Regions from separate parts of the Mus musculus genome. Here all the other regions are linked to region 2. Evidence: chromatin loops called from intact Hi-C (ENCODE). Cell type or tissue: gastrocnemius. All regions are shown on one strand. Region 1 overlaps Ntng2 (netrin G2). Region 2 overlaps Med27 (mediator complex subunit 27). Region 3 overlaps Ntng2 (netrin G2).

The links. Hi-C counts contacts between places; a loop is a spot of excess contacts. Peaks named below come from ENCODE experiments on the same cell type or tissue, not always from the same donor. Only the 100,000 strongest peaks of a DNase experiment are listed, where the experiment ranks them.
Region 1: a loop joins it to region 2, with 6 times the contacts of the local background. A loop is called at or near these places in 2 of 42 quality-filtered maps.
Region 3: it touches region 2 in a loop (2.6-fold over the local background); 2 of 42 quality-filtered maps call a loop at or near these places.

The regions. Positions count from the first base shown.
Region 1 is chr2:29,212,204-29,220,203 of GRCm38, forward strand. The region is part of intron 2 of Ntng2 (netrin G2); the gene reads right to left. Among named protein-coding and RNA genes, the nearest start is that of Ntng2, 32 kb to the right of the region's middle. In gastrocnemius, CTCF peaks have their summits at 4,290 (motif pointing right) and 5,877; DNase peaks (open chromatin) are centred at 4,328, 4,589, 5,100 and 5,877; H3K4me3 peaks cover 2,273 bases; H3K27ac peaks cover 3,539 bases.
Region 2 is chr2:29,415,166-29,423,165 of GRCm38, forward strand. All of the region lies in intron 3 of Med27 (mediator complex subunit 27), which reads left to right. Among named protein-coding and RNA genes, the nearest start is that of Mir133c, 56 kb to the right of the region's middle. In gastrocnemius, a CTCF peak has its summit at 4,972; no DNase peak of the experiment used is centred here; H3K4me3 peaks cover 220 bases; H3K27ac peaks cover 4,182 bases.
Region 3 is chr2:29,195,459-29,203,458 of GRCm38, forward strand. Ntng2 (netrin G2) reads right to left here. Exons shown (of 7, transcript NM_133500.2): 5 at 1,524-1,691; 6 at 189-323. Among named protein-coding and RNA genes, the nearest start is that of Ntng2, 49 kb to the right of the region's middle. In gastrocnemius, CTCF peaks have their summits at 4,630 (motif pointing right) and 4,833; a DNase peak (open chromatin) is centred at 4,667; H3K4me3 peaks cover 738 bases; H3K27ac peaks cover 2,141 bases.

The DNA of each region.
Region 1 (8,000 bases), 200 kb before region 2:
TTTCTCTCTGCTTCCTGACTGAATGTCACGTGACCAGCTGCCTCGACTTCCCTGCCATCGTGCACTGTCCTCTTGACCCGTGGATCAGAATCAAACGTCTCTTCCATAAGTTGTTCTTGTCAGTGTGCTGTCCCAGCAGCAGAAAAGACACAAGATAGATGTCATCATACACACTGTCCTGCAGCTGGCCCTCATTGCAGCTCTGAGCTACGGGAGGGGGGGTGTCACAAAGAAGCCAGCTCACCCCTCCAAAGGCACAGAAGTGGATGACAGGCACTAGCTGGCATTGTAGGTTCTTCTTGGGGACACTGGACCCTAGGAAATCCATATAAAGGAGGGTCTCATGTCTGAGCCTCTTTGGCCAAACATGTTCTAACACCCCAAACAACCCAACTCACAGTGCACACCAGCATACCAAAGTCTTGTACAAGTCCTCCAGGAAAGAAATCTGTTTGACTTTGACAGAAATTTGTTTGCAAAGTGTATCTGACCTCCAAAGCTTTCTTTTTTTTTTTTCTTTTTATTCTTGTGAATTTTTATTTAACACCCTGCTGAGCTAGCTGGAGAGGAACACCCAGTTGTAGAGAGCCAGGCGTATATTCCACACCTCTGGCCTGAGGAGGGGCTATTTTTAGACATCAGCTACGTAGAGAAAAGATTGCCATCAACTTTGGGTGATAATGTTGACCTTGGCTTATTAAAAATGCATAAAAGATCAGCTGGATCTGAGAAGCAGATTGTGTCCATGCTAACAGGAAGGCTGGCTGTTAGAACCCAGTGGCCTGGGTGGCACAGGAGGGCAAGTCCCTCCCTGACCTTGGCTCTGCTCAGGTCCCACCCTGGCAGCCCCAACCCTTCCCTATTTCTGCCAGAACACAGAAGGCATCTTGATCTTATCAGTGCCATGAAGACCTGGAGCGCCTTGGCTGATGTAAGGCGGCTATCCATCTACTAGTGGTCCATATCATCCAAGCTAATGGCAGAGGCTCCATATTCTCTTGATTTTGCAAGTACTTCTGGATGACATTGCATCTCTGTGTTGGGGTACAGTGGAGGAACTTCACTGGCTCATCTCCTCCTTCACTCTCTGTGGTGGTTTATGTATGTTTGGCCCAGGGAGTGGCACTATTAGGAGGTGTGGCCTTGTTGGAGAAAGTGTGTCATGGTGGGTGTGGGCTTTAAGACCCTTGTCCTAACTACATGGGAGCCAGTCTTCTAGTCTTCAGATGAAGATGTAGAACACTCAGCTCCTCCTGCACCATGCCTGTCCGGATGCTGCCATGCTTCTGCCTTGATGATAATGGACTAAACCTCTGAACCTGTAAGCCAGCCCCAATTAAATGTTGTCCTTATGAGAGTTGCCTTGATCATGGTGTCTGTTCACAGCAGTAAAACCCTAGCTAAGACATCTCTCTCTACCTGTGTCTAGCCTAAGTTCTGACCTTGCTATCCTCTGGGCCTTTGCCCTACTGTTTCCTCTGTCTGGCCCCTGCTTCAAGGCTCTTGACCCTTTCCCAAAGCTAACACTTTGAGGCAGAGGTGGCAAGTTGAACAACAATGTTACTTTTTCACTGAGGCACCTGGCAGCTATGACTCTCAACCACATTCCCCAAAACACTACATTCAGAGTTGTTTCCTATGGTTGGGTACATGAGGCAGTTCAGGGAGATAATGCATGAGTTTGAAGGTTAAACATAGCCCTCCTAGCTCTAGGATACACATGTAAGAGAAATTGAGCCTACTCTTGCATTATTGTACCCCAAAGCTGGGGACCACCCATACCTATTTACAGGTACTTAATGTAAATAGGCAGCATATACAGAGAATAGAGTATTATTCTGTCATAAAAGGAAGGGAATGCTGGCTCATATGCTCATGGATGAACCTTGAAAACAAGATGCTAAGCAAAGTAAGTCAGATACAATGTATAAGTTACTTGCCACTAACTGTCCTTAGAGGCCAGCCTGCTCAGACAGAAAGCAAACTAGCGGCAGTTGACTGGGCTGATGGGGAGAGAGGGGACTATGGGGCAGCAGTATTTCCTCCTAGGTGGTGAAGATGTCTGTCTTAGTAAGGGTTTCTATTCCTGCACAAACCAAGAAGCAAGTTGGGGAGGAAAGGGTTTATTCAGCTTACATTTCCAGATTGCTGCTCATCACCAAGAAAGTCAGGAATGGAACTCAAGCAGGTCAGAAAGCAGGAGCTGATGCAGAGGCCATGGAGGGATGTTACTTACTGGCTTGCTTCCCCTGGCTTGCTCAGCCTGCTGTCTTATAGAACCCAAGACTACCAGCCCAGAGATGGCACCACCCACAAGGGGCCTTTCCCCCTTGATCACTAGTTGAGAAAATGCCTTACAGTTGGATCTCATGGAGGTACTTCCCCAACTGAAGCTCCTTACTCTGTGATAACTCCAGCCTGTGTCAAGTTGACACACAAAACCAGCCAGTACAATGTCCTAAAATTTTCAGGTGTGCTGGCACACACTGTGTTCTAGGTCAGCCTGGGCTACATAGTTACATAGTGAGTTTCAGTCCAGCCGGTCTATGTAGAGAGACCTTATGGGGGGAGTTGTTTCTTTTTTCTTTTTTGTTTTTTTCCAGAGTTTCTCTGTCCTGTAATTGTTCCAACTCAGAGATCAGCCTGCCTCTGCCTCCTGAGTCCTGGGATCAAAGGCGTGTGCCACCACTGCCTGACTGAGTGTTCTTTTTGATGGTCTCATATAACCCAGGCTAGCCTCAAACTCCCTATGTAGCTGAGGTTGAAAACTTTAACATTACATTTATTTATTTTGTGTGTGCAAATGCTACGGCATATATGTGGAGGTCACGGAGCATGTGTGGAGGCCAGAGAACAGCTTTCAAAAGTCAGTTTTCTCCTTTAGCCATGTGCAACCCAGGGATGGAAGTCTCATTGTTAGGCATGGCAGGTGCCACCTCACCAGCCGGCTATGGATTTTCTACTTTTTTTCCCCTAGATTTATTTATTTTATATGAATACACTGTAACTGTCTTCAGACACACCAGAAGAGGGCATTGGATCCCATTACAGATGGTTGTGAGCCACCATGTGGTTGCTGGGAATTGAATTCAGGACCTCTGGAAGAGCAGTCAGTGCTCTTAACCACTGAGCCATCTCTCCAGCCCCCAAACCTGTTTTTCTCTAGACCTCTATGAGTTGTTAGGGGCACTGAAGCCCACTTTAAATGGGTGCATGCATTTCCGGTAGGTGAACTCCATCCAGCAGAGCTTAGGCCAGTGAATGGACAGAGTGCATGTGGGTGGGTCAGGGGAGTGACGGCGACCCCAGAATAGGCTCGCTGGCAACGTCTGCTCCATCAGAGCCTCCTTCTCTCCAGCCTTCAAAGACAGCTGGCCCTGAAGCTCCCACTTTGTGTGAGAACCACCCTATAAGCTCTTGCAACCTATTTCCACCCAAATATGCAGATGGGGAAACTGAGGCCTGGAAAGAAGTTCTGAGAGCCCTCCCACAGTGGTACATGGTACCAGGCTGGAGTCCAAACATCAGCTAGACCCGCAGCTGCTCTCCATGGCTGATCTCCCAATGCCTTAGAGTCAAGGTAGACATGGGGGGGACGCACAGCAGTGGGCAGGGCTTCTGCTCAGCCCAGGTGCATACGTTATCAGTCCGTCTGGGTTTCCGTTTGAGCATCTGTATGATGGGAACACAGATTCCCTTTATGTCTGGGTTATCAGGGAGACCAGACATCTGGGCTGTGGCCCGAGGTCTAATTGGCTCTCAGACAGACACAAGCTCCCAGAAGTGCATCTGCCCCACCCCATCCCAGTCACAGACACAGACACAGACACAGACACAGACACAGACACAGACACAGGCACAGACACAGACACAGACACAGACACAGACACAGACACAGACACAGGCACAGGCACAGGCACAGGCACAGACACAGACACAGTCACAGACACAGACACAGACACAGTCACAGTCAGACACAGACACAGACACAGACACAGACACAGACACAGACACAGACACAGACACAGACACAGACACAGACACAGACACAGACACATTCTTCCCCCAGCTCAGGCCTTTGTCCTGTGATTTTCCTTTTCTAATCTAGGAGACCCTTGGGAGATGACGTAAGGAAAATAAATAAGCAAGCACGTGAGTAACTCGAAGCCTTGCTACCCACCAGCACCTGCATTATTAACCAAATCCGGAGAATACCCACAAGGCCCCACTCCTGTGTGAGAAGGCAGGGACTCCATAGGTCAAGGCCAGCACTCAGGTCTCTGGGGGGCAGCAGAGGGCTGTGGAAGAGTTGTGAGGCCTGGCCTCTCTGAGCATGACCTCCAGGCAGGGCTCTTGTCCAGACCCTGCGGGTGGCCCAGGTCCCCAGCTACACTCTTGGCTCACATGGTTCTCCTTTATGGAGGAATCTTTTCTCCCAAGGGTCTCTTCACCGATTCTGACCTTGAAAACCAGTTCACCAGAAAACTTTGGTCCAGGCTGCCTTCCCTTCTACTAACTTCTTCTAGGCTCAGCCATCAGAATAAATTATTTAATCATGAGGAAAGGGACAGTGGGGGTGGGCCAGCCATACCTGTCCTCACCACTAGGATGACAGGGGTTAGGGGGAGGAGGGCCGCTCTCTCGATGCTGATGCAGCAACTATCTTCTGGTCCAGACCTTGGGGTTGATTTGCTGTGTGACCTTGAAGAGTTATTTCTCTGGGTCTCAGTTATGAAAGGAGTGGTTGGATCAGACCTTGGATTTTCAGTCTTGTCATTAAATTTTCCTAAGTGCCTAACATACTGCCTGGCTACTCAGGAGAGGGAGGAGGGTAGGAGCGGAGAGGGAGGAGAGGTCCCAATGCTGTGCGAACATGGTGGCCAGTGTCTGGGTAGCCAGTGGTCTGTGGACCTAGCAGCAGGATCTTACTATGGGAGAAAATAGGCAGGTCTATGGAGATAGCTGGGCTCAGGAAAGTAACATTTGCTATGGTTGACAGCCAACAAGCACAAAGGCCAGTGGGGTGAGAAAGCTGTACTTTCCAGCCTTTCCCGGTGGCCCCAAGGGACAGCCCCATATCTCAGTGGCCAGCCAGACATCAAAGCAGATGTGACTGGCTTGAGGCCTCTAGGGTCCCCTATAGGGTGGAGGACATAGCTTCTAATCTCTTGAAATCACTTCTATATGGAGCCCCGAGCCTCTGGGAAGAACACACAGGGAATGAAGACGCTGGTTGCTGGCTGCGAGCTATGAGGCATGCCTGGTCTCCTTGCTATCTAAGAGGATGGCTTCAGTCAAAGGTTTGAAGCCAGCCTCGGCAACACAGGAGGATTCTGTGTTAAAAACAACAAAAATGCAGAATTCCAGGTTGTATTTGAATTTTACATAAATAATGAATGCTTTCTGTCCACATATTTGCGCGCCAGAGACTAAGCACTATTTCTGTTCCTCTAAAGCTCGGACCTGAGATGTTCTGTTTTTCACCTGCCACCCTTGCTTACCATGTGGCCAAGACATGCCCTCTGCTCTGACCTGTGCCCCCCGCCCCCTCAGCTTCCTGTAGGGTGCACCCACTCACCTGCTAGACCTAGCCCTGATGACTCCCATAGACTGCAGGGTGTCTGTGCTCTTGCCTTCCTCGTCTTTTCTCTGGAGCTGACAGGTCCCGAGTCAGCCCCTGGAGAACATAACATTTCCAAGACAGGGCCAGGTTCACCTCCCAGGGAAGGCACACACCAGACAAGCCTAGCTCTCAGGACACGTGGCAGGCCCAGCTGGGTGTCTGACAGCCACATGGAGGACCACGGGGGCTCTGGCCTGTGCCAGGCCTGAGCGTGCCCTGCCCAGCAGGGAGGGGCAGGCGATGCCCAGGAGTTACCAGTAGGGGCACCATCTGGGCCCCAGCCTGGCACCAGTATGTCACAAAAATCGTGAGCCGGCCCTTCTCTCCTCTGGGCAAGAGAAGCGGGTGTTGGAGCGACTCCCAGACGGGAGGGCTGCAAAATGTAGGTCAGCTCCCAAGCCAGTGAGTGATGTCACCTGCTCCTTGGGGCAAAGAGGAGGCTGCAGGGAGTTTGGGTGAGCACGGAACAAGGGGTGCTGGAGATAGGCAGAATGGAGACCCAGGTCTGGCTCCCCACAAAGACTGAGCCCCAAGGGGATCATACATCTCCCAAATGGGGTGCCTGTGTGGGAAGCAGGGTGGGGTGTCTGTGTGGGAAGCAGGGGAGTGCTCATCCTGTCTTCTGAAGCAACTCACTGCAGAAAGGGTTCTGCATAAGTGGTCCCCAAAACTAGTTCTCTCCCCAAATGGCCACATGTTGTCACACAGGAGGTCAGGCAAGGCCACAGTTACGGGTTCTAACCCTGAGGATAACAAAGTTGGAAGCAAAGCTAGTGCTTTAAGGCAGCAGGCAGCGCCTTCCTCCCTCACCGAGAGGAACATTCCTCTTCTATTTGGGGAAAATCTTTTTTTTTCTTTTTTCTTTTTGTTTTGTTTTGTTTTTTTTTTTCAAGACAGGGTTTCTCTGAATAGCGAACTCAGAAATCCGCCTGCCTCTGCCTCCCAAGTGCTGGGATTTAAGGCTTGTGCCACCACTGCCCGGATGGAGAAATTTTTGATGGGCCTTTGGTTATCACAGGGCAGATTCCAACTCTACGCTGGCTGGCTAGGTGACCGCTCTGAGGGATGAAGGAAGAGTGGCCATCAGGACACTTCTTTTATGAGGTCTATAGGGGGGAGGGGTGTGGCTGGGTGGAGGGCTGGGTAGGCTTCAAGGTTGTGTTAATTCCCACCACTGTCCCAGTTTGGACCCAGGCTAATGAGACCCATGATCTGTGGCCTTGGGCCACTGGTGGGTGGGAAGTCTGCATCTTTGGTGGGATCTGTGATATTGGGGACAGGCCATCTGGACTTAAAGCAAGAGAAAAGTCAGGATTGAAGCTGAAGGACCCAAGCGGCCAGTAGGGCATTAATACATCTGTGGCCATGACCACAGCGAGCTGAAGCAAACCAGCGAGACACAAGTCTCAGGGCTGGGGGGACCTGAGACTGGGTCCAAAGAACACTGTCAATCAAGACTTGAGCGCCTGTGGAGGAGGGGGACGTTACACTGCAGGCTGAGGGGCCTGCAGTGAGCAGAAAGGCTGAGTGATGCCAAGGTAATGGGGACAGATGTGGGCTGCAGCTCCTCCTGGAGCGGATGGCCAGCAATTGAGTTAATTGGCTAAATCAAATTTGGGCTTCTGTGCAAGCCCTTTTCTATTAAGTGCCTGATATACATCACCTCTGCAGTCCCACTGATAAATCTTGTTACCCATTAGGAAGCCAGACAAAGCCTCCCGTGCTCAGATGACAGTCCCTGCAGCTGCAGCGACTGCTTCCCTTGAACCCAGCACAGTCTGCACCAACATGAGCTAACCTGCAGGTTCTCAGAGAGTGAAGTCACCTTGGGCCACTTCTCTCTGGGACCCGCAACTACCTCCTTTGTGTTTTGCCTTCCCCAGGAAGATCCTTCCCTAGATCGAAGGTTTCCTTCCCACACATGTGCACACACATGCACAGACGCACAGATATGTGCACACATATGTTTCTAAAATTCCCTTCAGGAACTTCTTCCTTCAGCTGTCCCTGTTTGACTAGTTAAAATCCTTATCCACACGGCCCCTCAAGTCAGAAACCCAGGAGTGAGAAGCCCTCCGCAGCTCACTCCCACTAACTCTTTCCATCCCACAGAAGCCGTCCTGAGGTGGTCCACTCCATGACTACCTTCCATCATCAGACTCAGTCATGGCTGCCATGGGGCTTGGTCTCACATGCTCTCTGAGTCTTTCTTTGCCTTTGTCACTAAGATTGGAGGCCAGGCCAGGCCAGGCCTTCTCACAGCCCCACCTCACCTTTCCTCAGACTAAAACCACTGCTCCCTTTAGCTACAGGGACCTCTGCCACCCAGCTCTGCCTGCTACACTCCCCTCTTGTGCCCCCTCACCACATCTCAACC
Region 2 (8,000 bases):
AATGGTCCCATAAGACCGAAGCCAAAAAGTGTTTGTTGCTAACTCTCTCCTGACAAAAGTCAGTTCTTGGTCCATCTGTTCACCATTTGTTAATTTGCATTGGCTTGAAACCTGTTTACAGGTGACATGCTATTATGAGGACACTTAGAAGCTATTTTAAGCACCGAGGCAATCAACAGACACTGTTGTGATGCCAAAGGGAAGGAGAGAGAGGAGTGTTCACAACTGTCATTGTGCATTTATAATAGATCACTCAAAATACTTGGTTTCAAAGGGAGGAGTTGTTACAGCAGCCCAAGAATACACCGGGAACGATTTCCTGTCCACTGCAGCTATTTCCTGCAGAGATCGACTGCTCCTCTTTCACAGCTTTGAGCTCAGGGCTCTCAGCCTCCTGGAATCCCTTCATAGAACTTCTGCATCATAGGCAGGATCTATATCCAGACTTGCACACAGCTCTTCACTGTGTGTAATGTTGGCTAGGAATAGGACACAGCATAGATGACGGCCTCCTGGAATTACAGTTTTTTTAAAAATTAAACAACAACAACCACCACCACCAACCCACAAATAATAGATGTGTAATATAAATGTAAAGAAAAACAAAAGGTAGCAAATGCCTCACACTATCCCAAGGAAGATTTGGTGGATTTTTTTTTTTAGTGTATACACACACACACACACACACACACACACACACACGAGAGAGAGAGAGGGGTGGGGGGGAGATCATTTTTATAAGCAAAACCTTCCAAAAGGGATCAAATCGAGATCTTGTCCTCGTTTCTATGCCAGTGTATTATGAAGGCAACATGATGTGGTCTTTGAAGTATTCAAATGCGCATGTTAATAGTATAATAGTTGGACCATTTTACACAAGAGTCCTAATCACAACACATGATCACCATAGGTTCACTTTGCCATAAGAACATTCCTGAGCCCCTATAACGTGTCCATATTTACCAAGGTCGCTATATTAGTTAACTGTCACTTACCCCTAACCTAGCACTCTCAAATTTAGATAAATTGCCCCTGATCATAATGTTAGCAATAAGAGGCATTCTCTGTCCTGTCATCCTAGGTTAGGGTTCTAAGAGTGGCTTGCCTGGGCAGGTCTGACTCAATCTCTTAGTGTGTTCTATTGAGACATTAGCTAGGGCCATAGTTATTAAGGGCTCAGGTCAGGTCACCAAAGCCATGCAGTGACCCCCAACTGAGCTCTCGGATATGGCTCTGGTTGGTATCTCATTTGAACATTTTGAGAGTTCAGCAGCAAGCCAGCCACTGTTGGCTGGTGACAGGAGGTTGTATTCCCACATCACAGGCTTCTTGAGTGTCCTCAGGTATGGCACTGGCTTCTCCAAATGCAGCCAACTAGGAATGAGCCAAGAGGAGGTTGTTTTTTTTTTTTTTTTTCTGACTTAGCTTCAAGACTGTCTGTTGTCCACTATTCTGTTCATTAGAGATGAATCACCGGGTGCTAATGGCATTCAACAAGAGGGCACAGACTGCCCTTTATGAAAGAGAAAGTGGCAAGGAAAAGGTGGGCTGCAGGGAAGGGTGGCTAAGAGCAAGCTCCATAAGATCCGATAGTCTCAGAGAGGACTGAGGTGCACTTCTGCTTTCAGAAGACTAGAGACAGGGGAACAAAGGAGTCACAGGGTATCATGAGTGTGTGCCAAGTCCTGTGTTAGACAAGACCCATGTTCTTGCCAGGGTGCTATTATGGAGTGCTGTCCTCCCAGCATAGTAGCCAACACCTTCATCGTCCTGCTGCAAGACACTCTCAAGACCAGGCTTTCGACTGTTGACGTTCCCTCATAGAAGAAGGGGGTGGGGTTGCTGACCTCTCACCTGCGCTCCTGCAGGCTCTCTTCTATACCTCCTGGCCACTGGCATGTAATTCTGCCCTAACTGCACTTGCCTGCATGGTATGAGGAGGTGCTAGAGTGAACAGTATGAAGTTAACTGAGAAAGGGGTCCCTTGATGCGGTGTTAGGGAAGTCAGTCAGCGTCTGGACCGGGATGAGCCTATCCTGTGGTATGACTGCTTTAGAGACACCTAGGCTCTGAAGCCTGTTAAGCTCAGCCTGAACTTCTGTGGAACTAGACTTTGATTTTTCTTGGAGCTTTTTAAGGAGAGGGTAGGTATTTGTAGACATGTCCTTGAGCAAGAGAGTCCATGTCAGGTGCTGAAAAAGATCCACTTACAGACCCCATGGAGTTTCACCAGGTTTCCCTCCTGCCAGCTTGACCAGACTTCTAGGTTTCTAAGGCTAGGTGAGCTTTAGCCAGTGAAAAAAGCAGCCAGGGGCTTCCCAGGGATGCTCCCTCTTGCACCCTCTATACTACTAGCCCTGCTGAGCTGTGCAGCAACCATGAACAGGAATGTGGGACAGTTGTAGAATGTGTTTTTCAGATGCACTGGCTTGAAAAGTAGTCACCTGCAGACTTAGTTGTTCCTGTGTTCTATAGAATGAGTGAGTGCTGGGATTAAAGACTCATCCCCTGCGTCCCCCAACTCCCCATTCCTTCCTACCTACGTCTGAAGAAGCTTGTAAAGAGGTAAAAATGGAATATGTTCACAGTGTGCTGCTGAGCATCCTCCCTCCAGCTGTCCTAAGTGCTCCTGCTCAGTGATGTTGCTGGCAGAAGGGGTGCTGTTCCATCAAAAGAGGCAGGCACCCTGTTGCTATGGAGACATGGCTGGACCTTTGAAAAAAGGTGCACAATGCATTCAAGGACACCATCTTCTGCTTTCTCTATGTGGTCCTGACACACAGCAGCATCCGTGAGCAAACAAACAAACACACACACACACACACACACACACACACACACACACACACACACACACCCATTGGATTGAGGTTGGCTTCTGTCTTACTTGGTTGGTCTGTGAGTCATGTTTGGAGAGACCTGTATTTAGTATCCATCAGGTGTAGCTATGTTGTGCTCTCTCCCAATAGCAGGTTTGGGTATGTTTCTCTATTAACATGGGATGCTAGTTTGGATTTGTGTGGTCAGGCTGAAGGGTACACAGAACTGTGGCCTCAACAGCTAATGATAAGCTGGCTTTCAATGGCCAGAGATGAAAGAGCTCTTTCTGCTCCAATCCAGCATGCCTCAGCCTCATTTAGTTTTGAGGGGAAACTAGTTTCTCTGAAAGGTTCTTTTTGAAAATACTACCACTATACCATGCAGGCAGGGCTAGCAGCATCTTTTCACCACATTTTCTTGTTTGAAAAGATCCTGCGTGTGGAATCAGAGCACCACTCCTTTAGGGTCTTCCTTGAGAGGAACAAGCCGTTCTCTGCTGGTTGCCCACCCTGCACTAGTTCCCCATTGGTCTTCCTTTTCTGTATGTCGGCTTTCTTTCCCTTGACTTGTTCCTCTTAGTAAGCAGCATACTGGTTCAAAACCATCTCCCATAGGAACCCTGTCTCTGAACCACCTTTCCCTGCCAGCTCCCACCCAGCTCTGCTTTGCAGCTAAGCTCCCAGAGTTCATGTCTTGTTTCCTCTTTTCTCTGCACCCGTGTGTGGTCTCTGCTGTTTCCTCCAGTTGCCGTCTCTAGAACGGCACACAGTAGATTGCAGACTGTGGTATCTGTCTCCCATTAACTCAATGTGGAGTTTTTGAGATTCACTCTCATTGTGTGTATCAGCATGGTCTGAGACCTTCAAGGCGCTATCTTCACACCACGTGTATTTGAGTAATAGCATCACTGTGGTAAACATGTGCGATGCAGTTGCTGGAAAGAAGTGCCATCAACTCAGGGCAGGGAGAGAATGGCACCACACTCACGTGTACTTAAACACAGTGGCCCGCCTTCTCTGTGCTACTGATTTTGCTCTGGGACTTGAGTCAAAGGAGGTGAGTCTCCTGCTACCACTATGTGTGCCTGGCTCCCGAGATCACCCTCTCGTGGTTCCACATAGTTGTGTTGTTTTCTGAAGGCTCACACTGCCTTTGTTTAGTGTAGAAACACCAGGGAGCAAAGCAGTGCTATTGTGTGCCCTGGGTGGGAATAGGGGATGGGGGAGAGCTACTTCCATCAGTCACTGGAGGTCCTGTGGCTCTCCGGCTCTTGCCCCACCCCCTTGTCTGTTGATTTTAAGACCTTTTTAAGATGGAGGATTTGTTTTGTTTTCCATCTTTGTCCCCATCAGCAGCTGTGAAGTCCATATTTTGCAGCACTGCTATAAAATCATGTCCATGGTGACCACGAGGTTACATCCTGTGGGGATAGTGGTGTCTCAGACTTTTTCACTCCTGAGACTATTTTGAGGGCAGAATGTGGTTATGTGTTGATTAATTTATATTAAATTCATTGGCCTTGATGGTGACAGAGGCTTGAATAGGACCCTGCCTCTCTTTCATTGGAGCTGAGTTCAGTTGACCTGAGCAAACGCACAGCCAGTAGCCTCTGGCTGCCCCTCTGTCAGAGGCTTTTCACAGCTCACAACAGCTTCCGCCTGGGCTGGGGCTGGGGCTGGGGCTGGGGCTGAGCAAGCTTGTGGCTTGTGCTGATGTCCCACAGAGGAGGGAAGCATGCAGATGAAAGTTTGCCGAGTTTGGGGGAAAGTCGTCAAAACTTAGGTGGAGATTCGCTAAGCCCTCCTTTCCCCCATTGGTGAGCATTAAGTAACAATATTCATTAAATACCACAGAGAGGCTGTGTAATAAAGTACTAATCCTAGGCCTAGGTGGCTGCAGTTCTCCAGAAGAGCTGAAATTGAGAATATAATTAAAGATTAAAACATTGTTTGCATTCTAAGAACATGGAGAGATCTTTTCTCTCCATTGCGGGACCATATTAATAAGGAGGAGATCAGTTTCCAATAACTGTTGCTGCTGAGGCTCAGTTATTAACACCCGTTACGTCTGAGCTTCTGACTCAGGACTTCTGCCCTTCTCCTCCAAGACTGGCTAGAAACATGAAACAGCTTCATGGTCTGGGGAGACGCCCAGAGGGCAAAGGGCCACTGCACAAGCATGAGCAACAGCATTCAGAGCTCCAGCACCCACGTAAGAAGAACCCACTGTATGCCCATCTGTTTGCTCTCCTGAGTGTGGAGAGTGTGTTGAGATAGCCAGGGTTGGTTGCCTTTCTAGGAATCTCAAACCCTGCAACCCCCTGCTACCCTTTCTTGTAGACATAGTAATTCTCAGTTTATTTCTTTTAGCCAGTTTGCATGCCAAAGCAAAGATATTGATAGGAACTCTGCCATAGCCAGCTGTGTTTATAACTGTGGCTGATGGGCCACCTCAACCCAGGGACAGGAAGGAAAGTGGTGCATAGCTGGCATCTGGTCTCCAGAGCTTTTGAAGCCAGTCAACACTCAGCCTCCCAGTGTCTAGGGTGGCCCAGAGCCTTTCTCCACCCGGCCTTGCTCCCTGGGCTGTAACAGCCAGACATTATTTCACTTCATCTCTGCCACTGCTTTGCACCTGCTAATTTCCTAGTGCTATTGAAATAGACTTGGAAAGCATTTTGAGGCCAAGGGTGTGGGATTGACCACCTTCTGACTCTATCTCCTCTGCTCTTTAGAGTCTCTGTTTGAGGGGAGACAAGCCCGTGATTGTTGTTGGGCTTATGTCCTTGTGTTATTGGCAGGTAGAGGAGAAAAGAGACTCTGAGTCTCTGAGGTAGAGGAAGGTGTGAGGTGGTTCCTGTGCAGAAAAGAGTGTTCTCACACTCCTCATCCAGTCAGGCTTTAAGCCCAGGCTTCTCCATGGCACCCTACATACTCTCCCAGTCACCCAGTTTCTCCACAGTATCTTAAGCACTGGTGTGTAGCTTTCCTGGCTTACAAGGTTGAGAACACCTTTCTCTGTGCCTTTGTGTCTCTCACTGTCTCTGCTTGCTTGCTTGCTTGCTTGCTTGTGGAGAGCAGAGTTCAGCCTCTGGTGTCCACCTAACATCCACCTTGTTAGTGGAGTCAGGGTCCGTTTCTGGTACTGAGATGCTCTTTATACTCTTAGGGTGTCTGGCCAGTTAGATCTTGGCATCCTTCTGTGTCTTTCTCCCCAGTGATGTGATTATAAATATGAAGCACCATAGGTGCTGGGGATCGAGCTCAAGTCCTCATGCTTGTGTGGCAGCTACTTTAACTACTGAGTCATCTGCTCGCTTCCCAAGAATGCTTACAAGAAATTTTAGATGTGATCACAGTGCCCAGGACTCATGGTGAACTGTAGCCATAAGTACTGAGTGTTTAAGTGGTCAGGAACCAAGGACCATTTAGACAGACAGAAGAGGATTGTAGGAGAAGGGTGCGGTACAGGGCTTGGGCTTGGAGCCTTTCACAGAGGACTGGGCCCAAAAGCCAGCCTTAGCACACTATGGAAGAGCAGGCCCTTGGGGCTGGCGAGCAAGGCCCAGTATGTGGAAAGTGGTATATTAGGAAGATAATCAAGTGGCAGGTTGCAGATGAATAAGCTAGTCCTTTGTAGCTGTTTAAAAGATAATTGGTTCATGTTACTTATCTTTTATCCCCTTTCTTTGGGCAGGAGAGAAGTCTCTGGGAGAAATAAACGAGGAACCCCTCATAAATATTAATGCAAAAATCTGTCCATGGAGAATAAATATAGGGACATTTTGTTTTAAATGCTCTATATCGTTGCAATTCATTAGCATATATGTTGTAAAAACTGCTTCTCTTCACTTGAGAGATCTGTGTTCCATTCAGATAATAGCCACAGACCAAAATCTGTAGCTTGTCGGGACTGTAGTACTGGAGACATATGGCAGAACTCTGCTCCTTGTTTCAGCCAGAGGGGTTCTGGTTCCGCGAACTCAGAGGACCGCCTGTCGAAGGATGCCTGATGTTCCCAGCCCCCTTCCCATCTGGCCTCTGTTGGGACCTTTGATCCACTCTCTGTGTACTCCTGTGTCCTTTCCACTCGGAGCAGGTGAGGTGTGTGGACGGCCAGGCCAGGAACATCATGGCACAGAGAGAACTTGTAAACAGAGGGAGGGAGGAAGCATTCCTCTCAAGGCACACACAGCTTGAGGTGCTCACAGGCCTCAGGCAGAGTGATGGATGGGCCACACCGACTTTAAATACGCCAGCATCCTGTTGCCAAGCATGTGGGCAGTATACCACTGCTATTGGAGTGGGGTCATGAGACCGTCTTGTTATGTTTGGTGCTGCTGGGCAGTCAGGCTCTCTGTACTCTTGCCTGTGTTTATAGGCACACTCATGCCCTTATCTGTAGAACGTGTTCACAGATAATGGAAATTGAGTACTGAATTTCATGAGTCCAAGTGCATTTTTCCATATGAACCCGTATGTGGTGTGGCCTAATCCACGGTGTCCACAGTGGGAGAGTAGTGTGCTTTCTTCCCAGTTTCACAGACAGAAGACTCTTGTTGCCACAGATCTTAGGAACCTCAGCGTGTTTTAATTTTTTTTAAATCAAGTTGGAAACTGCTTTTTCACTTCCAAGAGTCCTTTCCAGCTTCTCTTTGGCAAGTCTAGCTGCAGGCCTGAGTCGAGTAATGTTCTTGGAATGTAAGTTCTGGGATGCCACATTGTTTATCTGAAGATGTTTCAGACTGTGGTTGACGGCTGGAACCTAAAGCAGCAGACAGCAGAGCCGTGGATGATGTGGGATCTGTATCTGAAACCTTTAAAATAAAATGTTGGGACTCTAGGGGAGTGCCCAAGGAAAGTGACAGGTGGCATGGGAGACCACCAAGCTATGGTGACAACTTTGTCACATCCTGCCCCATTGACCTCACAGAAACTTGTTGCTGTTAATGCCCAGCTCTGGTGAGCGTGGGCACCTGCAGCCCTCAGGGACAAGCTTCCCTGTCCCGTCCTGTATTTGTCTCTGACTACGTGTAACACAGACAGAACTGAGAACCTCAGTCTTCTGTAGATACTGAATCACAAAGTAGTCGCCCAGACTAGGAAACAGTAATAAAGAATGTAGCTGTTAAACCCTGAGTGGGATGTGGCAGCCTGCAGAATCAGTTTAAAATGATGTTT
Region 3 (8,000 bases), 220 kb before region 2:
GGCAATGCCCACTCGACCCCCGCCCCCGCCACTTTGAACCCCTACCCTGGTTGCATCAGACCTTTCTCACTGCAGCCACGTGTTCAAAGCCCACCCCCAGCTAACAGCAGGCCCACGTAGGCCCCTCCCACCATGCTGGACCACGCACCCAGCCTAAAGGGTCTGTCTTCAGGGGCCGGTCTACTCACGATAGCATCCTTGGCGCCAGTAGTGTGTAGGAAGGCAGTCGTCGCACTTGGGCCCCACTGCGCCCTCCCTGCACTCGCAGAAGCCTGTCTCATTGCATCGATCGTGCACAGAGCCGATCTGGTTACAGTTACATTCTAGGGGAAACAAGAGCATAGGCCACGTGCAGCCAGAGTGGCCTGTGAACCTACAAATGGGTCCTACCTCAGGCCCAACCTCTATAACCCGCCTTTGTATCCTTCTCAGCTGGGTCTCTTGCTCTCCCTGGCGATGCTCCCCACAAGGCTGGGGGGGGTCCTGGGGAATACTGGCGCATTTACATGGCAAGAGAAGGCTCAGCATAGTTTTTCCTCTCCTGGCATCCAACACTCTAGCTCCACTGTGAGGGCTGAGCCAGCCTCATTGCTCTTTCTGGACAGCTGAAGTGGGGGCTACCAATACCAAGCTATGAGTAAGACAGGTGACAGGTGTCTGATCAGGAGATTCTGGTGCGTGTGTGTGTGTGTGTGTGTGTGTGTGTGTGTGTGTCCATCTGTCCTTGGACCCCAGTCCTTGAAGCCCAGTGCTTGGCCTGAGACCGAGGAACAGACAGAAAAGAAGGGGCCACCTCTAATCAGATCCATTGACCCTGCCCTCTCCCTGCAGCTGGCCCTGTTGACACTGGCAACACAATTCTGCTAGATCACTTTAGAGTTGATGGAATATCCGAAGGCCTCAGCCATGATCCAGAGTAGCAGCTCTAGCTTTGCAACTGATCAGGTGGGGGTGGGGTGGCGGGGGATGGGCAGTGGCTCTGCTGATCGATGGCTAAGATCTAGCAGCCCACAGACCTGAGACCTGGCACCTGCTGCAAACAGGTGGGAAGATGGGCAGTTCTGACTGCCCGTCTATGCTACTGGGTATCAGTTGGGGGCTATAGGTTTGGTTTTTAGGGTCTGTCCTCTGCCCAGGTCCAAGGAATGTCATGGGTCTTCTCTACAGAAAAGTCAGTGCTGGACCATAACACTGAAGAAAGAGGGTGCCTACAACTGCTGGCTCTGAAGTTTTGAAGGACAGTTTCAACAACAGAGGAGAGATAGAAACTGCTTACCTAGTCTACTGCCCAGTTTTCTATGCACTCAGAGAGGACAAGGGATGGGCCAGCTTCGCACAGCAAGCCTTTGGCTGTAACTAGCACCTCTGCTTCCAGTGCCTACAGTTGGGGGTCACTAGTAGTGGATCAGAGGGCTTCTGTCCCCTTAGAGATGCCCAGATGAAGAGGGCCTCCCCGTGGGGTGTCTGCACCTCCGCAGCTGATTCTGCAGGGTTGGAAGCCCACTCCTGCACCTGGTGCTTACCAATGCAGACGTTCTCATCATCCAGCTCTGCGGAGCCATTGCGATAGTAGCCCAGGCGGCAGTGCTGACAGTGTTGGCCTCGAGTGTTGTGTTTACAGCTGACGCAGGTCACCACGTTCAGGAAGTCAATGTAGCTGCAACGGTTGGAGTGGCCGTAGCACTCGCAGTCTGGACCAGCCAAGTGGGAGAAATGCCAGTGGTCAGTGAGCATTTGGGGGAAAACAGGGATACAGAGAAAGGCATACCCAGGAATATACAGGGAAGGTGGCAGGAAGCATCTTTGGGAGGGGGATCTGGACGGGGTCTCAGGTCCAGGACACTTCTGTAGCATGTGGCTAAGGCTTGCCCTGTCAGCTTTGAGTCCCCAGGAGGCCTGTGGGCAGACAGTCAGTGAGGCAAGGGCATGCTAACATCTGACTAGGTCTCAGGGCAAGGAGCTGTCTGAAGGATGCCTGCATGCTGAGGCTGACTAGGAGGGCAGGGTCATGCTGCAGGCTGCATTTACAGAGGGAATGCAAAGGTTCCAGGCTGGCTAGAGTTCCCTTGAGGGCCTATGGATGAATGGAGTCATACAGGGATCTGGATATGATGGCATGGGACAGAACCTTCTTCCCATGCTGCTTTGGAAGAGGGAAACTGGCTACTGTCTCTGCAAATTCCTACAGGACCCAATCTTCTTACTAGCTTGGACCTCCCACAAGTTTGATTGGCACTGAATTGCTAGTTTCAGCAAGACACTGGGCACCTATCTCCTGGTTTCCTCTGGTCTCAGCCCAGCTTTTGAATCTCACTGTTCAGTTTAAACCAAGGAAAGCCACCTCTGAGCCATTGTGGGACTTTTTACTCTCCCTCCCACAAATGTTTTTGGTTTTGTTTTAAGACAGGGTCTCGGGATTGGTGGAGGAGTAACGGGGAAGTGGGATATCATTTGAGATGTAAATGAATGGAATGATTAATAGTAGTAATAAAAAGACCAGGTCTTGGGTAGTTCAGGCTGATCTTGGACTCAATAATTAGCTAAGAATGACCTTGAACTTCTGGTCTTCTGACCTGGAATTACAGTCATGCAGGTCCACACCCAGTTGATGCTGTGCTGAGACTCCAGAGCAGTTTCTTCCTGTGCGAGCGCACTTTACCAACCAAGCTACATATTCAACACAGGTTCTCAGGCTGACCTTCCAAATGACTCTATCAACTCCCATGACTGCCTAGGTCAAGGACCTGGAATAGCAGAGGTCAATCTGAAGGGCCACTTTTCCTTCAGCGGGATAGACCATCATTGTGTCCCTTCTAAGGGACTCAATACCCCCATGCCATTACACATGAATGCTGGCCACCTTCTGAGCAGCTATCCCTAGAGGACCTCAGCTCCCTCTCTTGTGATGATCAGGGTGGTGCTGACCTGGTCTCCGTATGGTCAAAGGCACACGAGAGTCTGGAGAAACACCCATGGGTCTACCTGACCCGACTTTACCTTGGTCCTCCTGAGACACCGGGAAACATCCTCCAAACGCCCCCAAAGAGTGACCCAGGTGTCCCAGATTCCATTCCAACCAAGACAAGCCCCTGGGCCACACCTCCCAGGGGAGCCAGGACAGGCTATTTGTGGCAGCTGCTTCTCCTGCCATGTGCCTGCCCACTGTGCCTGAGTTGGCTTCTGACTCATCCCAGCTTTTAGCTCCCTTGGGGCTGGAGAGACTCAGCTTAACCTTGACCCAGCTATTCTGGGAGGGTTTTCTGAGTTGATACCAACAAGCTAGTTCTGTCCTGCACCGTCTTTCTCCGGCAAACTGGAGAGGAGGTGGGAAGCCTGACTCAGGCCACCTTCTTACCTTGAAATTCTTCAATGGGTATCACCTGAGGAGATCTGGGCTTGAGCTCGAAAAGCGTAGAGTCCTTGGCTTGGGAAGGGACAGCGACAGAGATAGCTACAGCTTAGAGAGATGAGAAACGAGTTCTTACACCTGCTACGGTCCAGCCACGGAGGAAGCCATCCATACCAAGGGAGAAGCTAGACCAAAGCTCCCGAGTGCCTTGGGCTGGCCCCAGGCAACCATGTTACCTGTTCACTTTCGAGGTAGGGAGAGACTACATGGCCCTCAGGTTTAAGATGTGGTTCTTCTAAGAGTCCCAGGCTAAAGCACCCTGTAGCCATGACAGTGGGTACCTACTGCCGCTGGTCCCTCGAGAACACCTACATATCCTCTGGAGCAGTACCCAAGTACCTTCTTCATCTCCTAACACCCTCTACCTGCTGCTAAGACATTTGCTGACACGGAGAGATATTTGGCCCTTCTGCTCTTTCCCCCGTCCCCTAATCTCTCCTGGTCATCAAGTCCCCAGGCTAAACCTGGCATTAAAGACTGCATCTTGGGGTTGGAGAGATGGATTGTTCAGTGGTTAAGAATGCTTGTTGTTCTTAGAGAGGACATGGGTTCAGTTCCCAGTATCTGTGTGTTAGTTCATAACTATCTGTAACTCTAGTTCTAGCATTCTTCTGACCTCCATGGGCACCAGGCACACACGTGATACACATACATACGTGCAAGCAAAACATACACATAAAATAAATACATTAAATATTTTTTGTTTTTGTTTTTGTTTTTGTTTTTTGTTTTTGTTTTTGTTTTTGTTTTGTTTTGTTTTGTTTTTGAGACAGGGTTTCTCTGTGTAGCCCTGGCTGTCCTGGAACTCACTCTGTAGATCAGGCTGGCCTCGAACTCAGAAATCCGCCTGCCTCTGCCTCCCAAGTGCTGGGATTAAAGGCGCTGACCACCATGCCCAGCCATGTTAAATATTTTTAAGACTGCATCTTCTTTCCTTTGGAGCACATTCTTCTACTCTGGCTAGGATGGGTCCTTTGCTGTCCTCTAAAGTGTCATCAAGCCAAGAACGCAGCAGCACTACCCTTCCCTGCCTGGAATCCCACCAGAGCCCTGCTCCATTCTTGGAGGTAAGCATGCTGTTATTATAGAAAAAAAGGCTCTGTGCTTCCCTCTAGGACTCTGTGGCTCTTCAGTGGGGCCAGGGCAGGAGATGACGCATGTATTCATCTCTAAAGAGGATGTGTTGATTAAGGAACCTCTAGGATGCTCTAAGAACTTCTGACTCTTCAGTTGTGCAACCATTTGCCAGTAGAGGGCGCTCAAAGCCTGCCTCACTGCTCATTCATTCCGGAGGGGGGAGAGTTGGGGGGTTGGAGGGGGGAGAGTTGGGGGGTTGGAGGGGGGAGCTTGTGGTGTTGGATGGGGTGGGGCAAGGGCAATAGAACCTAGGACAAGTCAGCTGGGGGACAGCTTAGGACAACCTTCCTCTCTGAGGAGTCAAGCTAGCCCAACTTAACCCACATCCATCTATGGCTACCGATGAGTCCCTGTCCTGGGTGTTTCCCCACAGTAGGAGAATAATTAATTCTCTTGACCTGGTCCTGGGGGGCTTCTACATGGTTCATGCCTTCACTTAACTGGTTAGGCTGCTGGGTCTTTGCCTCAGACTTTCTCTGTCACCATCATAACTCATAGCTACGCCTATTCTGGTCCATCTGACCCTCTCTGGGTGCCATCAGCTGCCTAGGTATCCTACATGTGCCCCACATTGTGAGGAGGGAGAAGTGATGTTCCTGTTACGAAGGACGTCCTTCTCTACACTCTGAAGCCCTAGGAGAAGCGTTACAGATGTTACCTACTGGCTTCCAATAGGGGTAGAGTTGGGAGTAAGGGTAAAGGGGTAGCTACAGGCCTTTTACCTCATTGCTTTGACCCTAAGTTCTGCCACCCCACGACTTTCAGTTCTTGGGGCCCCCCACCATATAAGCCTGCTACCCCTACTACAAGGGAGGGTCTAAAATGGAGCTCCTGGGGTCTCAGGTCTGGCATAGGCCCTGCCCCCATACCTTCTGCACTGGAGGACACCTGGGGCCAGAAGGAGCTGTCCCCAAGGGGGGCCATAGTAGGTGGCTTGGTCTGACCTTGGGAGGAAGAAGAGAAGAAATGAAGTCATTTGAGGGATGATGCCCCTACCTTTCAGAGGCTCCTATAAGAAGCAGTGCTACAGGCTGTGTCTACACTGGCTGTAAACCAGGGTCCAAATTCACTCTATATACTCTATACTATAGCAGCTGCAGAGGCTATGCACACGCTGGAAGCCTGATGAGAGGAGGCCCCCATACCTGAGGCTCTATGGGTTTTGGATAGTTCTTCCTTCACTGGGCACTGCTTTTAAAAACCCTTCCCTGTTTGTGTGGTTTCTGTTCCAGTTTAAGAGCCAGCTAAAACAGGTCCTGTGTGTGACCTCAGGCTAATGCTGTACTGTGGGACAATGTCCTGGCCAGGATGATAGAGCCATTGAGAAAAGTTCTAGAAGGTTCCCCAGAGTGTCCTCTTTTCTGACCACTGCCCTTCCACCTCATCATGAGTCACCAAATGTCCCATCCCTAACATTCAGTTCCCAGAGCTGGACACAAAACACGGAACACAGGCAGCAACCTCTTTGCCAAGTTCAAACGGCAGAACCGCGAGAAGATTGTGGGGGTGGGGGTCAGGGGAAACTGATGTCTTCCCTTCTGGAAAGGGATTATTCATGGTGGTTGATGGAGAAAGAAAAAAGAGAATCTACCAGGTAAAAAATGGTGGGAGATTCCCAGCTGGGAGCCTGAAGCCTTTGGACATCAAATTGACATTAATATGGTATTCAGTGAAGAGATAAGGCCGCAGGACTGGAATTGGCAAGGGCTTAATTAGAGCCCTGGTAAAACCACCCCGAAGGCATCTTGCTTCTGAGTTTGGCTCCCCCCACTCCCTTGAGGAGGCTGGGAAGGATTAGACTCTCTAGCCCGGCTTCGGCTTCCGGGATGGCACTGCCTCCCTGATAGCATCTGGGGCTGGGGTTTCGAGGCCCAGCTGGGCTGTAGCTAAAGAGGTCTGAGAACCCGGTGGAAAGCCCTGGGTCCAGGAAGAGAAAGCTTCTGAGTGCATTTTGCTAGGACATGCTCAGGTGTCCTGTGTTATGTGCCAAGACTACACAGAGGACCTTTTGGAGTCAAGAACCCATACTAGCTAGGTCTTAAAGGTGGGACACCTCTAAGCACCTGAGACTTCAGGGCAGGATCCCAGGATGGCAGAGGGGGCAGGAGTGGATGGAGTGAGCCAGCCCTGTGTTCCTGCTTGGACTGTGGGAGCTGTTTTTCCCTCTCCCCCCTTCTGTCTCTCTCTTTCTTAAAAACTGGCTTTATCGAGGTATAAATTTGCATACCATAGATGCAGTAGCATCTTTCTAAGCCTCCAATCCCTCCCCCAGTGAGACTAGGAAGACAGCACTGTCCAGCCAGCCAGACACCGGCATGCAACTGGGATCCAGACCAAAGGTCTGCCGAGTGTCCTGGGGACCTGGGCACAGGCCACACAGGTGCTAAGGATGCCCTAGGTGCAAAGATGCAGGCTGCTGGCTGTTACCTTGAAGCCACCTTCTCCCCTTAATGCTCAGCCATCCAGTGCAGGGCTCAGAATCGCAGATCTGACAGTCATGGCACGTTTGCTATTGCTGCCTCCTGCTCACTAGCAAAGTCCTGGAGTCAGACCCGACTTCTGGAGACAGCTCACTGGGCCTCCCTGCCTTCTCCTATTTAACCTCCAACCTCACAGTCTGTCCCACACCACTTACACAAAAGCAGCACCCACGCGGGTTCAAAGTTCCTCAGTGCCTGACAGCCAGTGCCTGTCTCCCGCCCAGTGGACCACTGGTCAGTGGCAGGCGGAACACCCCACCCCTTCCTGCTTATTTCTGCTCCCTTCTGCCCATCACAGGTTCAGTAAAGTCCAAAGGTCTCTGAAGGGGGCTGGGGGTCCAGGCTGCTAAGCCTCAAAGCCTAGATTCCTCCACCTCAAAGGGGCCCCAGACAGAAGAGGTTTTCCTAAAAGTCATCATCTCCTGGTTTAGCTCCCTATGCAATTCCCCTGGGGCGTGGTCCTGGGAAGGTGACCTTCTCAAGGCTGTCTGTTGACCTGGAGGGGCTACCCTGTGAAGCAGATGGACAGAGTGCAGGGTTGAACTCTTCCCCCACTGCTGGAAGGGTCTCTATCCTCAGATGTCACCCACCATGGGGCAGGGACAATGGATGACAGAGAAGAAAGGTCAGGGCTACCCAAGGAATGAGGAGCCTCAGCCATATCTCCCTTGAAAAGGTTGGGGAGGGGTGGGCTTCCAGGAGGAAGTTACTCGGCCACCATCTTGCTGATACCCTTTGACAGGAAGAATCTTTTTAGATTCCCAGCATCTGTAATGGGCCAGGCCTGGGAAGACTTTCCCAGGTGAGTCCAGAGGGCCATGTCAGGATCCCACACCACTTGTATGCATAAATCCTCCTTCAGGAGGGCAAACAGCCAGCCAAGTCTGTATAGGTCTATGTGTATCTGCACGTGTAGTCCCTTCTGTAAGGCAGGAATTTGGCCCGGGCCTGTCTCTTCTCACGATCTCTTCTAT